Linked DNA regions of Homo sapiens: region 2 is linked to region 1. Evidence: chromatin loops called from intact Hi-C (ENCODE). Cell type or tissue: natural killer cell. All regions are shown on one strand. Each heading gives the region's core, and the rest is flanking DNA. Links, peaks and the distances in the headings are about the cores only. Region 1 has its middle 85 kb from the start of SYF2. Region 2 has its middle 24 kb from the start of LINC02793.

Evidence for each region. A loop is a pair of places that touch in the nucleus more often than their neighbours do. Peaks named below come from ENCODE experiments on the same cell type or tissue, not always from the same donor. Only the 100,000 strongest peaks of a DNase experiment are listed, where the experiment ranks them.
Region 2: a loop joins it to region 1, with 4 times the contacts of the local background. A loop is called at or near these places in 2 of 110 quality-filtered maps.

The regions. Positions count from the first base shown.
Region 1 is chr1:25,141,817-25,154,100 of GRCh38, forward strand. No RefSeq gene overlaps it. Among named protein-coding and RNA genes, the nearest start is that of SYF2, 85 kb to the right of the region's middle. RefSeq lists enhancers at 4,430-4,589, 4,600-4,689. In natural killer cell, for the core only: CTCF peaks have their summits at 7,069 (motif pointing left) and 7,274; a DNase peak (open chromatin) is centred at 7,055; H3K27me3 peaks cover 467 bases.
Region 2 is chr1:25,059,067-25,071,350 of GRCh38, forward strand. No RefSeq gene overlaps it. Among named protein-coding and RNA genes, the nearest start is that of LINC02793, 24 kb to the left of the region's middle. In natural killer cell, for the core only: no CTCF peak of the experiment used is centred there; DNase peaks (open chromatin) are centred at 5,635, 5,975, 6,995 and 7,465; H3K4me3 peaks cover 1,129 bases; H3K27ac peaks cover 2,166 bases.

The DNA.
Region 1 (12,284 bases), core at 2,076-10,075:
CCATCCACTAAATGTCGTTGACCAGTTTACTTTTCATTCCCTGCACAAATAAACGTTTGCTACAAACGTGACTTGTGCATGGCCCCTTGACGGCAGGGGCCAAGTCTGTTCTACTAGAAAGATGCCTTGGAGACCATGTATTCCAACCTCTCTCTTTACCCCTGAAGAACCTAAGGTCCACAGAGGATAAGTGATTTTTACAAGGTCACACAGCAAGCAACCAGAGCGGAGATGACAGCTCAGGTCTCTGGCTTCTTAGCTGCTGCCCTTTCCATTGTCACAGGCTCCTGTTCAAAATACCCCAGAACCACTCATTTATATATCGATTGTGAGTATATGCATTACAAAGTTTTATTTATTGAATACTCTATGTACTAGGCATGGTGCCAACTGCTTTACCTGCATTCTGTCATTTCAGTTTCATAAACAGTTCAGAAATGAGAACATTATTATCCTCATTTCATCTCTGGGACAACTGAGCCTCCAGGAGGTGAAGTGACCTGCTCCAAACCACAGAGCTGGAAAGAGCCAGGATTGCAACCCAGGCCTGTCTGATTGCAGAGCCCGAACTCCTGGCTGTTATGCTGGTCCTTGAGCTCTTGCTTCTCACCTCAAAACCTGCCCTTCCATGTCTACTCTGTGATGCTGGGGCAGGGACCCCACAAACCAGTTTCCGTTAACCAGCTAGTTTGTTTCTGCCTACAGGGGACTAATGGGAGGCTGGAAAGGCTGGAGGAGGAAGGGACTCACTCCCTTCGCTTCCTGTTCCTGAAAGGGTCACCCTCGCAATGCTCCTTCACCCTGGCAGGAGCAAGTCCTTCCTAAGCAGCAGCTGAATCTGCTTACAGTTTTTCCAGCAATTGCAGAAGCAGCTTCATTGCCTGTCTTCCTTAAAAGTTTGGGTCCAGGGACCACGGGGCCTCTCCTGTGAGATTAGGAATACCAGCCCCAGCTGCGCAGTACCCTCTCCTCAGAAGGCCGAGTTTCTCTAATTCCCACTTCTTCCTTTTCTTCTCCCAGCTCTAGGGGCTATTACTTCTATAATACCTCAGCGTTCTATTTTGACCCTTTTGGTTACTTAATTAACAACATCAGAGGCCCGGCCTGGTGGCTCACGCCTGTAATCTCAGCACTTTGAGAGGCCGAGGCGGGCGGATCACGAGGTCAGGAGTTCGAGACCAGCCTGGCCAACATGATGAAACCCCGTCTCTACTAAAAATACAAAAATTAGTCGGGCATGGTGACACGCACCTGTAATCCCAGCTACTCAGGAGGCTGAGGCAGGAGAATCGCTTGAACCAGGGAGGCGGAGGTTGCAGTGAGCCAAGATCCCGCTACTGCACTCCAGCCTGAGCAACAGAGCGAGACTCCGTCTCAAAACAAAACAAACAAACAAACAAAAAACAACCTCATACCTAATTAACAATATATTAAATTCTGTCTCCTTCACCTTGGCAGCCACAGGTCTTTCTGGGAGTGGCAGCTGAATCCACTTTATAGTTTTTCCAACAATTGCAGAACAGCTTTATTGCCCCCACCCTCACTCACCCAGATCCCCACACTAGCCTGCCAGTGCCTCCTCCTCAGAGGTCTGGGTTCCAGTCCGATGGGCCTGTGGACCCAGAGATATGGGCACCAGCCAAGTGCACCTGATGGATGTGACCAATACATTACATGGCACAGTTTAAGTCACTAAAGATGTTTCAAATAACAAGAGGACCTGTGTTAATGGGCAGAGGGCTCAGCAGGAAGCACTTTTTTTTTTTTTTGAGGTGGAGTCTCACTCTGTCACTCAGGCTGGAGTGCAGTGGCACAATCTCGGCTCACTGCAATCTCTGACTCCCGGGTTCAAGCAATTCTCCCTGCCTCAGCCTCCTGAGTAGCTGGGATTACAAGTGCCTGCCACCATGCCTGGCTAATTTTTGTATTTTTTAGTAGAGACAGGGTTTCACCATGTTGGCCAGGCTGGTCTTGAACTCCTGACCTCAAGTGATCTGCCTGCCTCAGCCTCCCAAAGTGCTGGGATTACTGGTGTGAGCCACCATGCCCGGCCAAGAAGCATCTACTGACAAGCAGGACTGTCTAGAAGGAGAGAGTCTGCTCCTTGCTACAGAAAGGGCTTGGGCAGCAAACTAAGTCCAGTGGGGTAGACCAGACCTGGTGTGTGACCAACACTGCCTGTTAACACTGCCTGGGATTTCACCAAAGCGGACATACAAATGGCAAATCAGCACATGAAAAGGTGTCCAATGAAACTTCAATAAAATCACATGGTCCCAACACAAAGAAATAATCCGTGTTTGTGGTGATAGATATACTGATGACCCTGATTTTTTTCATTACACATTCTATGCATGTATCCAAAAAAATCACATGTACACCATCAATTAGTATAATTGTATGTATCAATTTTTTAAAAATTAAAAAAGCAATGAAATGTTACTACATACCTATCAGAATGGCTGAAATAAAAAATAGTGACAACATTAAATGCTGGTGAAGATGCAGAGAAACTGGATCGTTCAGATGTTGCTGGTGGAAATGTAAAATTGAACAGCCATTGGAGTTTGGCAGTTTCTTTGAGAACTAAACATGCAACTATCATATGACAATTGCAATCCTGGGCCTTTGTCCTAGAGAAATGAAAACTCATGTTCACCACACACAAAGCTGTAAAGAATGTTTATAGCAATTTTATTTCTAACAGCCAAAAACTGGAAACAATCCAGATGTCCTTCAACGGGTAAGTGGTGAACAAACTATGGTATGTCCACACCACAGAGCACAACTCAGCCATAGACAGCAACGAACCCTTGCTACGCACAACCTGGATTAATCTTCGGAGAATTATGCTGAATGAAACAACTGAATCCCAAACGGTTGGATACTGCACAATTCCATTTATACAAGCTTCTTGAAATGGCAAAACTAGACATAGAAATGGAAAACAGATTAGGGGTTGCCAGGAGTAAAGGAGGAGTGGGGGCAGAGGGAAGTCAGTGCATGAGGGATCTTTGTGGAGATGAGACTGTTCTGTATCTTGACTGTATCAACGGCAGCATCCTTGTTCTGATGCCTACGATCAAGAGGTAGATAGATAGATGATAGATGATAGATAGATAGATAGATAGATAGATAGATAGATAGATAGATAGATTTTTTTTTTTGAGACAGTCTCACTCTGTCACCCAAGGCTGGAGTGCAGTGGCGCGATATTGGCTCACTGCAACCTCTGCCTCCTGGGTTCAGGTGATTCTCCTGCCTCAGCCTCCCAAGTAGCTGGGATTACAGGTGTGTGCCACCACGCCCAGCTAATTTTTTGTATTTTTTTTTAAGTAGAGATGGGATTTCATCATGTTAGCCAGGATGGTCTCAATCTCCTGACCTTGTGATCCGCCCACCTCAGCCTCCCAAAGTGCTGGGATTGCAGGTGTGAGCTCTCTCTCTCTGTCTCTCTCTCTCTCTCTCTCTCTCTCTATATATATATATATATATCTGTCTCTCTCTATATATATATATATGTGTGTGTGTGTGTGTATATATATATATATACATATATATATGTGTGTGTATACATATATATATGGGATTCACCCACCTCAGCCTCTCAAAGTTCAGGGATTACGGGAGTAAGCCACACCGGCCAGCCAATACCCTACTATAGTTTTGCAAGATGTTACCATTGGTAGAAACGAGGCAAAGAGAACAAAGGATTTTTCTGTATTATTTCTTACAACTACATGTGAATTTACAATTGTTTCAAAATTAGAAGTTTAATTAAAAAGGAAAACCCACCTGAGAGCCCTTTCAAAATACCACTTGCGTTGGGAGACTGGGGTGGGGCCCAGATACGTGGTTTTTTTTTTTTAAGTCTCCCCAAGAGTTGAAAACCACACAATGAAATTATTTCTAAAGCTCCTTCCACTAAAAAGTTGACATTTTTATGTGAAAATATATCAAAATTCGAACGTCTTGTGGATTCAGGCTAGAACTGTTCCCTCCCAGGCTTCCCGGCAGAAGGAGAGAGAAAGGCCCGAGAGACAGAATCAGGATGTGACAGGGGTGGCGCGAGGCGGAGGTGCAGCTCTCTCCTTCACGGTCCAAGGACTTCCAACCGTAGGACTCTTAGTGAAGCATAGCTAATAGCCACAGTGGCCGAGGGTGGGATTAGAACCCACTTTCTGGCTCTGCCTTCCGCAGCTTGGTCAGGGCTCTGGGCAGGACCCCTACGAACACTCCCGCTGTAAGTGTCAGAACAGGTAGAAATGGTTCTAATTATAACCAGTTTTCAAGCATGTGGGTGGAAAGGAATGCCTATTCATGTAAGAGCCGTTCCTGCAGCACAATAACCCCTCACCAAGTGTTCCTGGGCCAGTTTTTGAGAGTGACAAATGGTGCACGCCCAGGCACAGATATCACAAGGGTGAGAAACCCCAAGTTTCTGGAGCGAGAACAATATGACAAAGGTCTTGAGGAGGCAGCGTTTTATGTTACAGGGTAGCTGGGGGTTTTGTTGTCTTTTTTCCTTCCCCCTTCATAATTAGCCAACTCAGCCTCTTCTCCATGCTAAGGAATCACTGAAGACTATGTAAGGGAGAGGAGTCATCAGAGAAGATGCTTTACTGCTCAGGGGCCCCACAGCCTCCCACTCTCTCCCTCCCTTGGCTCTGGCCACCAGACGAGGTTCCTTTTGCCACCCTGAACAGAGAGTGGTGAACTTGTGATCCGGAGCCAGTGAACTTGTGATCCGGAGCCAGTGAACTTGTGATCCGGAGCCAGTTAACTTCACAGCTAATGTGCTGAGCAGCATTCCAGCCAGCGTCTGAAGCCAGAGCAGGGAGGCGGACGGGCCCCAGGAGTTCGAGGTCCGGGAAGCCGAAGCACCACCAAACTGAGCGAGGTTCCAACTCTCCCTCCCAGGAGGTCCGGCTGCCTCCCACCAGCAGCCCAACCACAGGGTCCTGCTCCAGACGTTACTATTTTCTCTTTTTCAGTGTGTCCAGCAGCAACCTCGACTGCCAACAACAACGTGAAAAATAACTGCAGGGCCGGGCGCGGTGGCTCACGCCTGTAATCTCAGCACTTTTGGAGGCCGAGGCAGGCAGATCACCTGAGGTCAAGAGATCGAGACCAGCCTGGCCAATATGGTGAAACCCCGTCTCTACTAAAAATACAAAAATTAGCTGGGCGTGGTGGCACATGTCTGTAATCCCAGCTACTCAGGAGGCTGAGGCAGGGAGAATTGCTTGAACCCGGGAGGCGGAGGTTGCAGTGAGCCAATATCACGTCATTGCACTCCAGCCTGGCGACAGAGCAAGACTCCGTCTTAATAAATAAATAAATAAATAAATAAATAAATAAATAAATAAATAACTGCAGGAGGCTTGGGAATAGGCATCTTCCTCTACTGTGTGTGCTGGCCACTTCCAGTGAGTCACTTCGTCTCTCTGAGCCTTCCAGAGGCTCTGTCTCTGTAGAGCCTTCCTTGTCGTCGTTTAGGAGGGTTAGAGGAGATACCGCACAGTTCCTGAGAACAGAGTGGGAGTTCTGAGAGCAGAGGTGATGGAGATGGTCTATTTCCAGCCTCCAAGGACACCACAAGCCTCTCACTACTGAGCTCAGGTCCTCTGGGCAGCTGAGCTCTTCACAGCTCCGACCTTAATAGGTGTGAAACACCCGACAGCCATTAAATATCATGTTCTCAAAGAACATTTAAGGCTATGAGAAAAGGCTCCCAACTCCTGAGTAATAAGCACAGAGAAGCAAACTCTATATGTAGTAAGTGGCCAGGACTGTTATATGTAGAAAAAAGACTGGAATGAAATCCAACAAAACATTAGCAATGGCATTCCCTGGGTGATCAGAGGATGGGAGAGGGGGTGCATGGGGATGGTTATTTTCATCATTACATTTTTTTTAACATTTATTAAATTTCCACCATGAACATTTATAATCCATAGAAATACTATTTTATGTTTTTGTGCTATATAAAATGTGTTTAATATATATATATATATATATATATATATATATATATATATATATATAGAATATAGAAGAGCTACCTATTTTTAAATCTGGGCCTACCCATAGACTTGTTTGGGAAAAAAAAGCTGGATCTTCTTGCGTTCATGCACTTACCTGGCATTGCTCTGGATGCTGTGGGGGGTGTGGGGGTGCAAGAGACCCAGACCTGACCCTCAAGAAGCTCAACAGTCTAGCAAGAAAGGAAAGACAGGTGTTACGGAAGAAATCTGGCCAAAGTGTTCTAGGAATCCCAAAACGGGAGGATCAAGGAGGACCTCTAGAAGAGATGTCATTGAGGCTGGTTTGGGAAGGAGTTGTAGGAATTCCAGGAATTGCAAGATTGGGACATGTGGCACTATTTCACTTCACTGTAGCCAAACTGGGACAGTGCTTGGGGGCAGGAAAAGCTAGGGCTCCTGCTCCCTAACTTTCTACTCCCTGCTGTTCCCTGGACACAGAATAGAAAATGGTCCCTCTCTTGGCATCACACAAAATCACAGAAGCACAGAGTGTCAGAGGCGGAAGCGTCCTTTAGAGAACATAGAGTCCAATGTCCTTGTTATATATATGAGGAAACGGAGTTCTACTGAGGGGAAGGACCTTGCCACCAAGATCTCCTGATTTTTCATCCAGGAAACCAGCTAGCCTCATATTCAAGGACAGGGTTGGCTTCTGACACTTGCTCTGCAGGTTGCATATTCTAGAAGTAAGCAGCAACGACAGCACCATGACCCCACGGTACTGCTCTGGATGCTACTGAGTCCTCCTTCCTGGTTGTCTTCCATGAGCACAGGCAAGTATCTAGGAATGTTGTTATGGTGTCATGCAAATAGCTACTGACTTCTGGAAAATGAGCCGTCATCTGCCTCAGTCCTGTACCTTGGAGCTCTACACTCTGATGGTGTGTTGGCCTGACATGTCACTGAAATTTATCCTAAGAAAATTAACAATGGCTTCTACAGGCAAATTCCTTCACACATATAAAAAAGAAAGCACCCTCTCTTCCTGGCATACTCAACAGTGCCCTCTCTTGGCACAACCAAGAGCATAACTGTTAAGGACAAAGACTGTAGAGCAGAGCAATGTGAGTTTGAGTTCCTGATCTGCCTCTTGCAAGTTGTCTGATCGTGGGTAATTTACATAGTCTTTCTGTGCCTTCTCTTCCTAATCTATAAAGGATTGTACCTAACCCATAGGGCTGTAATGAGGATTAAATTAAACAAGGATGTAAAGTGCTTAGCACTGTACTGTAAATTCAAGTCATTAGACTGTGAGCCTCAGGAGGGCAGATAGGAGTTGAGTCTGCCTTGTCCATCCTGAATCCCCAGGACCCAACAAAAAGCCTGGCCTTTAACAGAGGCTTGATAAAATTTGATGAATGAATGAATTTGCTAGCCCAAATTAAAGATTCACTGCTGTGATTGACATATCTTACAGTGTCCTCTACTTGGATTCCAAAAACAAATTAAGAACACTCAGAAGCTGATCTTACAGGTTTTCACTAAAGAATTACTAGCAGGAGAAAAGGAGGTCTTATTTCCAGCAGGATGGTGTACTAGATATTCTTTAGACACTCCCACCAGAAACAACCAAATATGCCAGCTAGAAGGGAAAAAAAGCTTTAATTGCATCAATTAATTCTCAAAAACATAAGGCATATTCAGAACCAAAAACTAAGTGAAGACTGGAACTCAGAGATGTTAATGATGCCCTTAAGCTACGTGGAGTGGAGATCGGAGACAAAGCCCAGAGCCCACCCAAGGTGAGGACTGCAACAGAAAATCCCCTCTGCAGAAAACCAAGACCCCAAAAAGTTATACATTGGTGTCAAGGTGAACTAGAACGAAACCACCCTACTCTGTACTCCCTAGGGACTACAAGGCAAATTGCTTATACTGAGCCTTGGCAATGATCGTAGAGGGGAAACCTCTCCCTTAGAATTTGTAGCTACAAGCCAATCCCAATAAGAGGATTTACAGCCTGAATTCACTCTACTTGGGTGGTCCAAAAATACCAAACCAAGAATTAATTTAAAGTGGTCTCAAATTGGTAACGACCACAGGCTTCTGGCAGAAGTCAATGCAAATCCCCTGTAGGAATCCACCTTCAACACAGTCTCAAAGATTGCCCAGAGATAACATTCCGATAGATGAACCCACTGTCACAATTCCATAACACACAAGGTAACCAGGAATCAGCAGAAACAACAGGTAGTAGATTTAGACCCATGAAGACCTCAAACACTGGAATCATTAGACATAGGATTTTAAAAGATTTCAACATGTTTAATGATGTTTTCAAAGGGTATTCGCAATTATGAGTAAAGAGTGGGCATTGGCTGGGTGCAGTGGCTCACGCCTGTAATCCCAGCACTTTGGGAGGCTGAGACAGGCAGATCACTTGAAGTCAGGAGTTCGAGACCAGCCTGGCCAATGTGGTAAAACCCCGTCTCTACTAAAAAATACAAAAATTAGCTGGGCATGGTGGTAGGCACCTGTAATCCCAGCTACTTTGGAGGCTGAGGCAGGAGAATCGCTTGAACCCAAGAGGTTGAGGCTGCAGTGAGCCAAGTGCCACTGCACTCCAGCCTGGGCAACAGAGTATGACTCCATCTCAAAAACGCAAAATAAAAAAACAGTGAGCATCTAGAAAAGTGACTTCATAGATTTTTTAAAAAGAACTTCTAGAAATGAAAAAACAGAATGACTGAAATTTATAACTCGGTAGATTAGTTTAACAGTAAATTAGACACAGTTGAAGAAGAATGAAACACAGAAATCACAGAAGTAGAAAATAAAGAAGAGAGAGTAAGATACATGGAGAATAGTGTGAAAAGTTGTTACATATACCTAATCATGATTACAAAAGGAAAGGAGAAAAAGAATGGGGCGGAGGCAATATTTGAAGAGACAATGGTCACAAAATCACCCAGCATCTCTAGAAATGTTCATGAATTTCATAAATATTGCATAAATAATGAAAGTAAATAGCCACACATTTAAGAATCCAAAAAAAAGCCCAAGCAGATAAATAATCAGAAATCAATACCTAATAGGGTTATGATATTTAGCAAATAAAAATACAAAACTCCCAGTTAAATCTGAATTTCAGATAAGCAATGAAGAATGTTTCTTAGTATAAATATGCCTTATGCAATAACTAGAACATACTGATACTAAAAATGTATTTGTTGTTTGTCTGAAATTCAAAGTTAGCTGAGCATTCTGTATTTTTTCTGGTAACTCTAACACCTAGACATAGCACAGTAAAGCTGCAAAACACCAAAGAAAAAAGAGAAATTTATAAAAGCAGCCAAGGAGATGAGACAGATGGCCTCTAAGTCAATGACAATTAGATTAACAGCTGACTTCTCAACAGCAATAAGAGTTGCCAAAACACAGTGGAATAATGTCTTCAATATGTTGGAAAAAACATAACTAGTATTCTATAGCTAGAGAAAATAGATTTTTAAATGGGACTGAAACAAAGACATTTTCAAACAAATAAAAACTGAGCCAAGTCTGCCATAAACAGATCTCCCCCGCCATTTTTTTTTAATGCTGAAGTACTCCTTCAGCAGGAGAAAAGTGATCCCAGATGGAAGTCAAAGATGCAAAAAGAACAGACAGCAAGGAAGATGGTGACTATGTAAGTAGATCCAAGCAATAGATTGACCAAACCATTAATATTATAAGGATTAAAAACCCAAGGTGGTGGCCAGGCACAGCAGCTCACACCTATAATCCCAACACTTTAGGAGGCCAAGGCAGGAGAATCACTTGAGCCCAGGAGTTCATAACCAGAAGCAACACAGAGAGACCCCCGCCTCTGCAAAAAAAAACTTTTTAAAAAATTAGCCAGGCATAGTGGGGCATGCCTGTGATCCCAGCTACTCAGGAGGCTGAGGCAGGAGGATTGCTTGAGCCCAGGAGATAGAGGCCGCAGTGAACCATGATTACACCACTGCACTCTAGCCTGGGTGACAGAGTGAGACCCTGTCTATTAAAATAAAATTTTTAAAAAGTGGAATTTAAATACATGACAACAATAGAATGGAAGAGGGATGATGGAGTTTTAGAAGATGCTTGTATTTGTGGGGAGAGGATAATGGTGATTAATTTTAGAATCTGATTAAGTAAGTGAGTATAGAATAATGACTAAAAGAACTACAGTAAAGTATATAACTTTTAAGGCAATAATTATGATGGAATTAGAAAAATAATCACTCTCCCCAAAATGGCTAGAAAAGGCAGTAGGAAAAAAACAGAAGCAGCAAAATACAAAGAAAAAAATACAAATAAATTGTAGACTACCTAAAATCTCAGTTATCAGGGTAGGTTTTTTAAAAACGAGGTAAGTACCATTTATGAGAGTGACAATGAAAACATAAATACCCGGAAAGGCTAAAAGGGAAAGAATAGAAAAATATACTCTAGGCAAATACTAACAAGATGAGAAAAGATTGGGTAGTTATATTAACATCAATTAATTTAACACAAAAGGTGTCTTTAAGGATAGAGAAGGTCACTAACTAATAATAAAAGGTTCATTTTACCAGGAAGATATAATAATTCTAAACCTATATGCAAGTGATAATATAACCTAAAAACATTTAGGGGAAATTTGACAGAAATTGACAAATCCACCATCATAGTAGAGATTTTAACACATTTTTTTCAGTAATTGAAAAACTAAAAACACAAACCAAAAGTAATCAGTTAAGCATGTAAAAAATTTGACTGAAATAATTAAGAAGCTTGATGTGATGAATATGTATATAGACTATTGCACTCAGCATACTTTCAAGCATAAATGAAACAATTTTCATAAATATTTCAAAGATTTGGTGTCATGCAGATCAGATTCTCTAAGCACAGTACAAATGAATTAGAAAATCAATGACAAAAACCTAACTGAAGGCCGGGCGCAGTGGCTCACGCCTGTAATCCCAGCACTTTGGGAGGTGGGCAAATCACGGGGTCAGGAGATCGAGACCATCCCGGCTAACACAGTGAAACCCCGTCTCTACTAAAAATACAAAAAATTAGCTGGGTGTGGTGGGGGGTGCCTGTAGTCCCAGCTTCTCGGGATGCTGAGACAAGAGAATCGCTTGAACCCGGGAGGCGGAGGTTGCAGTGAGCCAAGGTCATGCCACTGCACTCCAGCCTGGGTGACAGAGAGAGACTCCGTCTTGAAAAAAAAAAAAAAAAAAACTAACTGGAGAAGCTCCATATGTTTCCTAATTTATAATAAAAAAAATTTCTAATTGACTCCTGGACCAAAAACAAAATCAGAGTAGAAATTAAAAGATATTTAGAATGAAAATATATAAAAAACTTGTAAGATGCAGGCCAGGCACAGTGGCTCACACCAGTAATCCCAGCTCTTAGGGAGATAGAGGCGAGGGCATAGCTTGAGCCCAGAAGTTCGAGTCCTGCCTGGGCAATATAGCGAGACCTGGTTCTCCACAAAAAGGGAAAAAAAGAAAAAAACAAAAACAAAAAAACTTGTAGGATGAGCTATAGCAACACTTAGAAGAAAATGTATAGCCTTACGTGGTTATATCACAAAGAATGAAGGATGAAAACTGAGTTAAATATCTACTTAAATAACTCCAAAGAAAGTGGAATGAAGGAAATGATAGAGTAGAAATTAATGAAATCGAGAACATACATTTTAGATGATTAATATATCTAAAAACGAATTAGTTGAAAAAAACCAATAAACCTGAATCTAAATCATGAAGAAGCAATCAGACAAATTCGAATTTAAGGATGCATTAATTTTCTATTGCTGCTTTAACAAATTACCGCAAATTTAGTGGATGAAAACAACATGAATGTATTATTTTACAGTTCTGTAGGTCAGTAGTCTGAGATGGATCTCACCAGGCTAAAGTCAAGGTGTCAGCAGGGCTGTATGCCTTTCTGTGGGCCCTAGGGGAGGATCCGTTTTCTTCCTCATTCTGGTTATTGGCGGAAATCAGCTCCTTGTGGTTGCAAGACTGAAATCCCCATTTCCTTACTGGCTGTCAGCTTAGGGCCATTTCCAGCTTCAAGGGGCCACCTCCATTTCTTGGCTCACATCCCCTCTTCCATCTTCAAAGCCAGCAACAGCAGGTTGAGTCCCTCTCACGCTTTGAATCTCTCCTCCTTCCACCTCATCTCTCTGACCCAGCCCATAAAGGTTCTCTACTTTGAAGGACCCATGTGATTAGATGGAGCCCACCTTGATAATCTAGAATTCTCTTACTATCT
Region 2 (12,284 bases), core at 1,740-9,739, 83 kb before region 1:
AATCAGGCAGGAGAAGGAAACAAAGGGTATTCAATTAGGAAAAGAGGAAGTCAAATTGTCCCTGTTTGCAGACGACATGATTGTATATCTAGAGAACCCCATTGTCTCAGCCCAAAATCTCCTTAAGCTGATAAGCAACTTCAGCAAAGTCTCAGGATACAAAATCAATGTACAAAAATCACAAGCATTCTTATACACCAAAAACAGACAAACAGAGAGCCAAATCATGAGTGAACTCCCATTCACAATTGCTTCAAAGAGAATAAAATACCTAGGAATCCAACTTACAAGGGACGTGAAGGACCTCTTTAAGGAGAACTACAAACCACTGCTCAATGAAATAAAAGAGGATACAAACAAATGGAAGAACATTCCATGCTCATGGGTAGGAAGAATCAATATCGTGAAAATGGCCATACTGCCCAAGGTAATTTACAGATTCAATGCCATCCCCATCAAGCTACCAATGACTTTCTTCACAGAATTGGAAAAAACTACTTTAAAGTTCATATGGAACCAAAAAAGAGCCCGCATCGCCAAGTCAATCTTAAGCCAAAAGAACAAAGCTGGAGGCATCACACTACCTGACTTCAAACTATACTACAAGGCTACAGTAACCAAAACAGAGATATAGATCAATGGAACAGAACAAAGCCCTCAGAAATAACGCTGCATATCTACAACTATCTGATCTTTGACAAACCTGAGAAAAACATGCAATGGGGAAAGGATTCCCTATTTAATAAATGGTGCTGGGAAAACTGGCTATCCATATGTAGAGAGCTGAAACTGGATCCCTTCCTTACACCTTATACAAAAATCAATTCAAGATGGATTAAAGACTTAAACATTAGACCTAAAACCATAAAAACCCTAGAAGAAAACCTAGGCATTACCATTCAGGACATAGGCATGGGCAAGGACTTCATGTCTAAAACACCAAAAGCAATGGCAACAAAAGCCAAAATTGATAAATGGGATCTAATTAAACTAAAGAGCTTCTGCACAGCAAAAGAAACTACCATCAGAGTGAACACGCAACCTACAAAATGGGAGAAAATTTTCTCAACCTACTCATCTGACAAAGAGCTAATATCCAGAATCCACAATGAACTCAAGCAAATTTACAAGAAAAAAACAAACAACCCCATCAAAAAGTGGGCAAAGGGCATGAACAGACACTTCTCAAAAGAAGACATTTATGCAGCCAAAAAACACATGAAAAAATGCTCACCATCACTGGCCATCAGAGAAATGCAAATCAAAACCACAATGAGATACCATCTCACACCAGTTAGAATGGCAATCATTAAAAGGTCAGGAAACAACAGGTGCTGGAGAGGATGTGGAGAAATAGGAACACTTTTACACTGTTGGTGGGAATGTAAACTAGTCCAACCATTGTGGAAGTCAGTGTGGCGATTCCTCAGGGATCTAGAACTAGAAATACCATTTGACCCAGCCATCCCATTACTGGGTATATACCCAAAGGACTATAAATCATGCTGCTATAAAGATACATGCACACATATGTTTATTGCGGCATTATTCACAATAGCAAAGACTTGGAACCAACCCAAATGTCCAACAATGATGGACTGGATTAAGAAAATGTGGCGCATATACACCATGGAATACTATGCAGCCATAAAAAATGATGAGTTCATGTCCTTTGTAGGGACATGGATGAAATTGGAAATCATCATTCTCAGTAAACTATCACAAGAACAAAAAACCAAACACCGCATATTCTCACTCATAGGTGGGAATTGAACAATGAGAACACATGGACACAGGAAGGGGAACATCACACCCTGGGGACTGTTGTGGGGTGGGGAGAAGGGGGAGGGATAGCATTGGGAGATATACCTAATGCTAGATGACGAGTTAGTGGGTGCAGCGCACCAGCATGGCACATGTATACATATGTAACTAACCTGTACATTGTGCACATGTACCCTAAAACTTAAAGTATAATAATAATAAAAATAAATAAATAAATGAAAAAGACAGCAGCTTAGAGCACAGACACAGGAGCCGGCTCTGCCACTTACGGGCTAAGTGACCTTGGACAGGTCTCTCTGGAATTCAGTTTCCTCATCTGGAAAATGGGGACAATAACTGCACCTACCTCAGAGGCCCCTGTGAGCATGCAATGAGTTATACCGTGTAGAGCACTAAGAACAATGCCTGCCGCGTCAGGAGCATCAGCAGCCATTCCAGTTACTTCTAGAGGTGGGATGGCTGCGCCTCAGGATTTGTGCACTTGTTAGTGTTACCAGATTCTGCCAAATAGTCCTGTTCCCACACCCCTGAGGACACTAGTACCTCCCAATGCTGAGGTGTCCCCTCCTTCTGGAAGACTGATAAGAATCATGAGAATTGCAAACCCCCACACTGGGCCTCATACTGTGTGCACGAAGGGCTTTCCCAGCTGTTCCTGGACAGACTCCTGGTGTATTTCCAGGTCTTGTATTTAACCAAAAACCAAAACCCCACACAAACCCCTCTTCCTTCTACCAGGGTCATTTTCCCCACTAAAAATCCCTCCATCCAAAAATATTATCTCACTGTGGTGTAGACGAAAGAGCCCCAGCCCAGGGTCAGGGAAAAGGGACCTTGGTGACAGCTCTGCCACCTCCTCACTGAGACACTCAGGCAGGTCCTGGAGCCCCTCCAGCCTCAGCTTCAGAGCCAGGACTCAGTGGCCCACGGTGAGGATGGAGTCAAGCGAGGGGCACAGGGCAGCTCACCCCCAGGCTCCCACGCGTGCCGGATGGGTGCCACACCACAAGCACCTCCTTAGATTTTACACCCCGGGCCTCTTGCCTGCCTCACCCTAGTCCTGGCCACTGGCTCAGTTTTCTTATCTGCAAAATGGGAATCTTAACTGTGACCTACAACCCTCAAGGGGCGATTCTGTGGAGCAAATGAGAGAGTTGAGTACACGACGGGGCTTTGCACACTCTCAGGTGCTTGATTTAGGATTCTTGAGCAAGATGGCTGTGAAGCAGGAGAGGGTGATTCTGGCTGTGGGAACTCAGAGACCAAGTCCAGAACGGCTCTCCCAGGAGGTTCGTGCAGGATTGTGAGAGAGGACACGTGTGTGTGTGTGTGAGTATGTGTGTGTGTTGGTGGCAGGGACGGATACTACTGATTGAAGACAAGAGATTCACTTGGAACCTCATTCCTTAAAGGCTTTGGGGGGCACCCTAAACCCTTTATCCCAAAGGGAGCTACATCCCTTTGGACGTAAAGATTCTGCTGCAACCACAGGCCCCCTGAGTTTGTGTGAGGTTTGCAGCCAAAGGCAGGTAAGTCGGAAGAAAATGTAGGTGCAGCACCTCCACCCTCCAGGCCAGGCAGGCAGAAGGTCAGAGGCATAGACAGGGACAAGCTCAGGGCCTGGGCAGAGAAGGGAGGCCATGATCTTTCCCAGGGAAGGAGCTTGCACATGCTTCTCTGGCTCAATTTTATTTTATGGACACTTCAAAACAAGCCTAGGAAGTCAGTGGGATTCTTTTTAGTTCCATTTTAAAGATGAGGAAACTGATTAGGGGGCGGGAGGTGGGGAGTGTCTTGACCAAGGTTCTGGCTCAAGAACCTACTGGGATCTTGACCTCTGTGGCCTCCCCAGAATCTGGGCAGGTTAAAGATCTCGCATGTGCTCTTCCAGGGAGACAGCCAGGCCTTTGCACCACCACCCCAGAAGTCTTCTGTTCTGAGTTCAGCAGACTCTGTCTCTCTTAAACCCTGCCCCTGCTGGAGACTCAGTTCAGGCAACTCCTAAAACATGAGGTGGCCATGGGGCATACCAGGCTACAGGGTCCCCTTCATCCTCTGCCCCCTTCCCTTGTGGTGCCCACTCCCTTGATGGTGACAGCTGGGCTTGGCCCCATTAGCACCATTTTCAATAACAACTCTGAGGTCTGGGGGCAGGGGTAGTGCCAATGCGCTCCCCTGGGGGCCCAACCCTCTTGCTACCCAGACCCCACTATCCCCTCTGTCCCCACCACAGAGGCCACTGTCTTTCCTGCCTCTTTCACCCTCAGTGCACAAGCCAGCCCCTGAGGCCCTCCTGCAGCAGCCAGGCCCCCACATCGAAACTGCCCTAAAGGACCTGAAATTGGGACCTGGGGGTCAGCCCAATGTCACAACACCTTCATCAACAACAATAAAACCTACCACCTGGCCAGGCCCGGTGGCTCATGCCTGTAATCCCAGCACTTTGGGAGGCCGAGGTGGGCGGATCACCTGAGGTCAGGAGTCAAGACCAGCCTGGCCAAAATTGTGAAACCCCGTCTCTACTAAAAGTACAAAAAATTAGCCATGCATGGTAGTGGGCACCTGTAATCCTAGCTACTCAGGAGGCTGAGGCAGGAGAATCACTTGAACCTGCGAGACGGAGGTTGCAGTGCACCGAGATGTTGCCAATGCACTCCAGCCTGGGCGACAAGAGTGAGAATCTGTCTAAAAAATAAAAATAAAAATAAAATAAAAAATAAAAAAACCTACCACCCATTGAGGAAAGGCTAGCAGGGTACCAGGCAGCTCCCAGGCATTTTACATATGCAGTAAGTTGTTTACCCTCACAGCAATTCTGAAGCTATGCTGATGGTAAGTGGACCCATTTGACAGCTGCATAAACTGAGGTTCTTAGTATGGTGTCCCCCAGAAGCAGCCCTTAGGTGAGGGCTCAGTTCCCTGTGAGTAGTGCATTTCAGAGATGATACCAGGAAATACCGGTAAGGAAGAGGAGAAATGAGACAGGGAAGGGAAGAAAGACATAAAAGGCTGAGTCATTAAACAAATGACCACTGCGGGCAACCAAAGTGGTTGGGGCTTGCTGGGAGATGGCGTGGAATATGCCCCAGGATCATCCCAACTGAGGGGACAGGAGGCTGGGATATTTGTCTGCCTTCAGGCCTTACTGCCCGAGGGCTGCTTCAGCGGATGCATATGTTCCAGGGCTCAAAGCCCTTCAGCTTCGATTTCACTCACACAGAGAGGAAATGCCCTCGGGCAAACAGTCATGGCGTGTGCAGTAAGCAGCACCAAATGGGAAAAAGTGAAGGCTGAGGGGACTTGGGCCAGGCATCTGCAGGGTCTTCTTTCCGAGGCTCAGAGAGGGGTAGTCACTGGTTTAAGGTCACACAGCTTGTTAGTGGCAGAACCTGGATCCAAACCTGATCTGCCAATCCCAAATTTTAATCCCCAGGGTAGGAATGGGACCAGGACTAGGGGTTAGGTCTGTCTAGAGTGGGCTCTGCAGCTCAGCTTCACTCTCCACCGCACCAAGAAAGCCCTTAAACCTTATCCAGAAAAATGCAAGGAGAGATACCAGCAGGTTCCCATGTTCCCTGGAAATCCTTCATTGCCCGTAGTCTGGCTGCTGGGATGTTGGGAATCTCAGAACAAGGTTATTTTGCCAACGGGAAGGCAGACCCCCTGAAACAAGGAAGAGAGACTGCAAAGCCCAGACCAGAGGGTGAATGAATGAATGAATGAATGAATGAATGAATGAATGAATATAATCAGACAACAGTGTCTCAAAGCTCAGATCCTCTTGGCAGCATCTAGGCCTTTCGCCTCCTCCCACAATTCCACCCACCAAGCCCCACAGAAAGACAGTCCCAAGGTGGCAAACTTGTAACCCACAGGTGTCAAATGAGTCATTTTGCTTTGCATGTCACCATGCTTTTGAATTTTTTTTTGTTTTAGCTTTGTCAACATTTAACAATTGTAAAACTTCACATCACATGAAAACCCCGATTTCCAACTTTGCTGGAAAAAGCAGAAGCTCTGGTGGAATAAAGCCCACCTTCCTGCTGGGTGGCAGCCCCCCCTCCCTGGGATCAGACAAGGACTCTCCCTCTTGCCTTCCTGACACTGAAGCCAACGTCAGTTGCCACATTGTCACTTGCACTATGGTTTTAATGTCACCGACATGGCCCCTGGAAGCACGGAAGTCTGAGAGGCCTGGAGCTGGAAACCTGGAGCCCTGCGTTCTGACTTGCTCTGTGACCTCAAGCAAGTCCCTTCCCCTCTCTGTGCCTCATCACTTCCTTTATGAACTGAAGGGCCAGACAAGTGATCTAAGAGCCCTTCTTGCCCACAGTGTCCCAAAATCAATAAAGAGGGCTGGGGAGTTGAGCAGACCTTCCTTGGTTGAAGGCCTCTGTCCAGGCATGGGGGGCACTGCTGCAAAGAGACTGCATCCTCCCGACTCCCCCAAACTCAAAGTGCATCCAGGTGCTCCTGAGGGTCTGCTGGGCACTTGCTGCCCCTCCACACCACTCATGAGCTCCACTGAACCTGTCCCCAGCAGCGGGTATGCCCCTCAGATAGATGACTTGCTCTTCTTATGTTCCATGGGCACATGTAATGGGTGGGCAGCAGGCGGAAGAGCAGGACACAATCTCTGTGCTCATAGGCCGTGAGCGGCAGAGAACACCAAGCAGCAGCTGCAGGCAAAAGAAAGCCACTCCCCACAGTGCAACTCTGATCTCTCCGCCACGGCATGGATACCCACCCCTGGCTGCTGCAGGCCGACCCCTGAGAAGCCACTGGAAAAGAGTGCAGGGCCTGGGCCGGGCACAGGTGCCTGTCCAGAGCACAGATTCAGAGTCTGAGCAAATTCAACCCAAATGCTTCCGGTGCCTCCTCCGTGCCTGGCAGTGGGCTCAAGTCCCACCAGTCACTTCCTAAATATGAACTAACCATATCATGATCTGTGTCGTGATTGCTGCAGCTGCGGCGGGAGCTCTCGGGAGAGACCTGGCAAGCCCTATCTGCCAGCCTCCACCGCCTCCTTCACGGAATTGCCTCCTTCTTGCTGGAGCTGTTGTGAGAACCAGATGAGAACAACAGCCAGCATGCCTGGAGAGCTTTTCTGCACCCAGCACGGTTTGGGCTCTTTTCAAGTGACGCTGCGTGTGGCCCGGCCAGCTCACCACACTCACACGTGCCTCTCATGCCTCACACCCGCAGGGCGCCCACACCCACTTCCACACTCACACCCGCCCACCCCCCTGCTCACAAGTGCGTCCTCCCAGGCCCCAGGCCCCCGCCCCTCTCCCCTCCCCTCCCCTGTGGCCAGTGAGCTCCCAGCCTGCCCTGCGCTGGCCCCATGGTGCTGTCAGGCTCCCCGAAGCCACAGCCTGCCCTGACTCCCACAGCCAAATCGAGTCAAAGACCAATTAATATTCTGATACCTGTGGCCAGCTGAAGTGATGGAGAGCTGCTGATTTCTTTTTCCATTTTACTCCAACTGTGGTTTCTTTTTTTTTTCCCAGCCCTCCTTTGGTCAGTGGTTTTAGGGGCACTAAAGTTCACTTTTGTGGGTAACCTGCACTGTTAGCTGTTGATTTAATTAACTCAGCCTTTCTCTTCCTTGACCAGAACACGGCCAGCCGGGCTGCTCTGCAGACACCCATTTGGACAGCCGACGGCTGGAGGCGTCTGGCAGGAGGAGCATGTGGTCCCTGGCAGCCACTCGCCAGCCCCGCTGTCGTTGACAGCTGAGTGTTTTCTGCAGCACTTCTGAGCCACCAGTGTGTGAGGTTCAAGGGGGGTTTGCTCTTATTTGATGGGTGGGCAAATTGAGGCTCCGAGGTAAGAATTCAATAAGGTTGCAAAGCTAGCAACGAGCATTCCTAGGTTTGCAAACCAGGCATGCCTTTGTCCACAAGCCTCTATTTTGAAGAGACTGCCACGCCCCTAAAAGGTGTGGCATTGGAGGTGAGGCAGAGAGAAAGCTGGAAGACACAACGGGGAAGAGGAGTGCAGGGGATTTTAAGGAAGATGCTAGTTGAAGTTGTAACCTCTTGGCCTCACTCCTGGGGTTCTTCCTTACAATGGAGCAAACCAGAATCTTTCTTCCTCTCAGACGTTTCCAGAATTCTTGCACGAATCTCTCAGTGGCAAGGTGAAAGGAACATCAGGCCTTCCACAGAGGGACAGAAACCCTTGCCCAGTGGAGGCCTCCAACCACAGAGGACCCTTAGAGATAGGAAGCCCAGGGCGAGAGGGAGAAGGAGAGGGACCAGGCGCAGACACCTGAGGATGAGCAAACAGAAGTGAGGCCAGGGATGTGGTGAGACTCTCCGGGTGACTTGGAGAAACTTCATCCCACTCTCTGGACCCCAGAGAGGCAGTGAGGGATGCCCTCAGTGGGCAGAGATGGCTGTTCCAGCCCGGGCAGCTTGTGGGTTATGGAACTCTGGCTGCTGGAATAGAGAAGCTGGCAAGAGTAGGGAGTTCAGGCAGGGTTCTAAGCCTAGGGGCCGACCCTCCTCTTCTCCCCTTCCCGCTCCACCTCCTCCAGGAAGCTCCTCACCCCTCACCCATGCCTGTTCCCCAGCCCTGTGCCCAGGGCTCCGTGGGCCTTTTTTTCTTGCCACCAGGGTGAATCGTCAATTGATTTGTTATTTATCCCACTGACAACAAAGAGAGTGAAAAGGTAATAATTCTGGGCCCTGGGGTAATTCAATTCCTGTAGCACCGTCAGCTACATTAACTTACTTCCTGGATCTCAATTCAATTAGAGCAACATTCCCCAGCATTAATAAATCAATACTCATGCCATTTGGATATATTTTGAATGTCTTTCATTATACATTGCAGGTCAGGGATGGCTGTTGAATTGGAAGTTAATGGGACAGGACAGGGCAGGTGGGGCTGCCTGGGGAGAAGCTTCCAGCCGTTAGCTCTAATTGCCTCTGCTGCAAAAGAGGGCGTTAGTAAAACAGAGGCCTGGTTAACTTAGCCGAGCCCGCCTGGAGTTACAGCAAGTTGCAACTCCTGTCTGGGTAGACGGGAGCCACGGTGGTTGGAGAGACTGTGTTCACCCACTTGGATACTCATTCATGCATTCATTTCCCCATCCCTCCCCTCCCAACCTTCCTCCTATCCATCCTTTCACTCTCCAGCCCCTTGTCATCCCTCCTCTAAGCCTTCTTTTGGACTCTCCCTATTCCTCCTCCCACCCTCCTCCTGGTTCTTCCTGTCCCTCCTCCTATCCCGCCTCTCAACCCTCCCCCCGTCCTTCCTCTCATCCCTCCTCACAATTTTCCTGTCTCTCCTCTTATCCCTCCTTCATCTTCTCCCCATCTTCCTCCTATCCTTTTCTTCCTTTCTTCCAATTTTTTTTCCATCTTTTGATTTTTCTCCCCATCCAGAACACTGCACTGTACTGTAGGGCCTGGAGTTTATGAGGCTCCAGGCCCTACACTGGCTTTTGGGCTTGTATGGGGTACAGCATACGTGTTCTCCAGCCTCAGGGACTCAGACGTCTAAATGAATAATGGCGAGCCAGTGTTTAAGAGCAATGACATGGACAATCATTAATACCTCTGTGGAAGAGGGGCCAGAGCAGGGCTCAGCACCCACCTGTGGCTGGGAGTTCTGACCCTGGGGATCAGGGAAGGGTCGGGGGAACGCTCCCTAGAGGAGGTAACACCTGGGGTAGATTCTGAAGGATGAGATGGTCTTGGCTGGGAGGCTTGAAGATCAGGAGCTGCAGAGAACCCAAGGAAACCGAGGCCTGCAGGGCAGGGGCTTGCCATCAGGAACATGGATCCAAATCACCCAGGAAGTGATAAAAGTGGGGATTCCAGGCCCCTCCTCTGGGAAGTCTGATCCAGGAGGTGTGGGAAGGGGTCAGAAGTCAGCGTTGGTGGCCATAACACGGAAGATGCCTGCTTGGAGTGAGCCCACATCTCAGGTTCGCCACAACTGGCCATGTGGCTGAGCAAGTCCCTAACTTCTCTGAGCCTTCCTGGGTCTTTCATCAAATTTCTCATTCAATAATACCCCTGGAGGGGTCAAGAGAGCACTGGTGGCAAACAAAGACACTGAGGACCAACCAGATGGGGGGCTGGGCCACAGGTGCTGTCTCCACCTTCCCTATGTGGAGGCTCAGGGCCTTTGCACCTGCTACTCCCTCTGCTGGTCACTGTCACCCCCAGTTTCCCTACGGTTGACTCTTCCCTTTCTATATTTGTCTACTGCTGCATAACAAGTTACCCCAAAATTTAGTAGCTTAAAACAACAAGCACGTATTATCACACAGTTTCTATGGGTCAGAAATCCAGGAGTGGCTGATTCTGGCTCAGGCCCTCGGATGACACTGCTCTGGGAATGTTGGCAGCGGCTGCAGCCATCTGAAGGCTTGACCGGGGCAGAAGGGTCCTCTTCCCAGGTGGCGCATTCACAAGGCTGCTGGCAGGAAGCCTTGGTTCCTCCCTGGCTGCTGGAAGAAGGGGTTAGTTCCTCTCTAGGTGGGCCTCTCCATGGCATGGCAGCTGGTTTTGTCCAGAGCGGTCCTCCAAGTGAAAGAGCAAACCAGAAACTGCAACGTATTTCATGACCTACCCATGGAAGTCATAAGCCTTGGTTTGTGGCACATTCTACTAGCTTGAAGTGAGTCTCCAAGTTCAGTCCACACTCCAAGGAAAGAAAATTAAGTTCTCTCTTTTTTTTTTTTTTGTGAGATGAAGTCTTGCTCTGTCATCCAGGCTGGGGTGCAGTGGCACAATCTCTGTTCACTGCAACCTCCACCTCCCGGGTTCAAGCGATTCTCTGGCTTCAGCCTCCTGAGTAACTGGGACTACAGGCATCTGCCACCACACCCGGCTAATTTTTGTATTTTTAGTAGAGACAGGGTTTCACCATGTTGGCCAGGCTGGTCTTGAATTCTTGACCTCAGGTGATCCGCCCACGTCGGCCTCCCAAAGTGCTGGAATTACAGACAGGAGCCACCGTGGCTGGCCTAAACTCGTCTCTTGAAGGGAAGAATATCAAGGAATTTGGGGGCATAGTTTTAAACCGCCATCTTCCTTTAGGCCTTGCTCAAATGTCACCTTCCCAGAGATGCCTTCCCGGACATGTCTGTTTTAAGGACTCCAGCCCTCTCTTCATTGTCTCTCCCCTCTGGATCTACTCCTTTTCTGCATGGCATCTGTCAGCACCTGACATCCTATCTATTTTAATTCTTAATCTTGTTTATTGCCCTCCTCTCCCCACTAGAGTAGGCTCCATGAAATCAGACAGTCAGTTTTGCTCACTGCTGTACCTCCTGCACTGGAATGCTCCCTGGGATACAGTAGGTATTAATAAATAAATGTCGAATAAAAGGATGCAAGTGGAGCTGAACTGGTCTGAGGGGCAGCCCTTTTCCCGGTGTGGCCGTCAGCCTTCAGCATGATGCTGGACATACCCTTTGCCCTAGCTAGCTCAGCCTGTTTTTCCACCTAATAGGAGAGTGCTGGATTCCCCCTTCCATTTAACAAGTATGTTCCAAGCACCTGCCACGTGCCACACTGTGTTCTGGGCCCCAGACAGACACAGCACCTGCCCTCATGATGCTGATCCTCTAGAATAAAACCACTGAGGGTCCTTCCAGATCCCATGTACTCCTACTTGGCCCTCAGGCCTCCAACAAATGCTGCTATGGACTGAATTGTGTCCCTGCAAACATTCATTGGTTGGAGTCCAACCCCCACAATGTGATGGTACTTAGAGATGGGAGCTTTGGGAGGTAATCAGGGTTAGATGCAGTCTTGAGGCTGGCCCCTCATGATGGGATTAGTGCCCTTATGAGAAGAGGAAGAGGGAGAAATCACTCTTTCTCCACCACACGCAGACACAGTGAGAAGGTGGCCATCTGCAAGATAGGAAGGGAGCCCTCACCAGGAACCAAACTGGCCGGCACCTTAATCTTGAACTTCTCAGACTCTAGAGCTGTGAGAAGTAACTGTGTGTTGTTTAAGCACCCCATCTGTGGTGTTTTTTTGCAGCAACCAGAGCAGACTGAGACAAATGCTGATGGCCGATTGCCTGAGTTCAGAGATCCACAGCTTCCATGTTAGGCTGGGGTGTTTCACAACAGGAGTCTCCTGGGAGGGAGTGGAGACCCACCAGATGGGGCCTATGGAGAACAAGCTCTTGCTCACCTTCAGGCCTTTGCACAGCTCTCTCCTGCCTGGCATTCCCCCTCCCCATTCCTCACTCTATCACTAGCCAGCTCCTCCTCACCCTTTGGGTCTTGGCTTCCGTGCTGCCTCCTCTGGGAAGCCTTCCTTGACACAGTGTCTGGATTAGGGACACACAGGGTTAGGGCTGGTTCCCACAGCCCCTGGGCCTCCTGTGTGAGTGTACTCTCCCTGCTGGGCCAACATTGTTCCTTTACCATCTGTCTCTACTTAGCACCTCCTGCGAGCACCCAAGGGCAGGCCTGGAGCTGGCAACCTCAGGGCTGGTCCCACTCTCAGTGGGGCCCACCT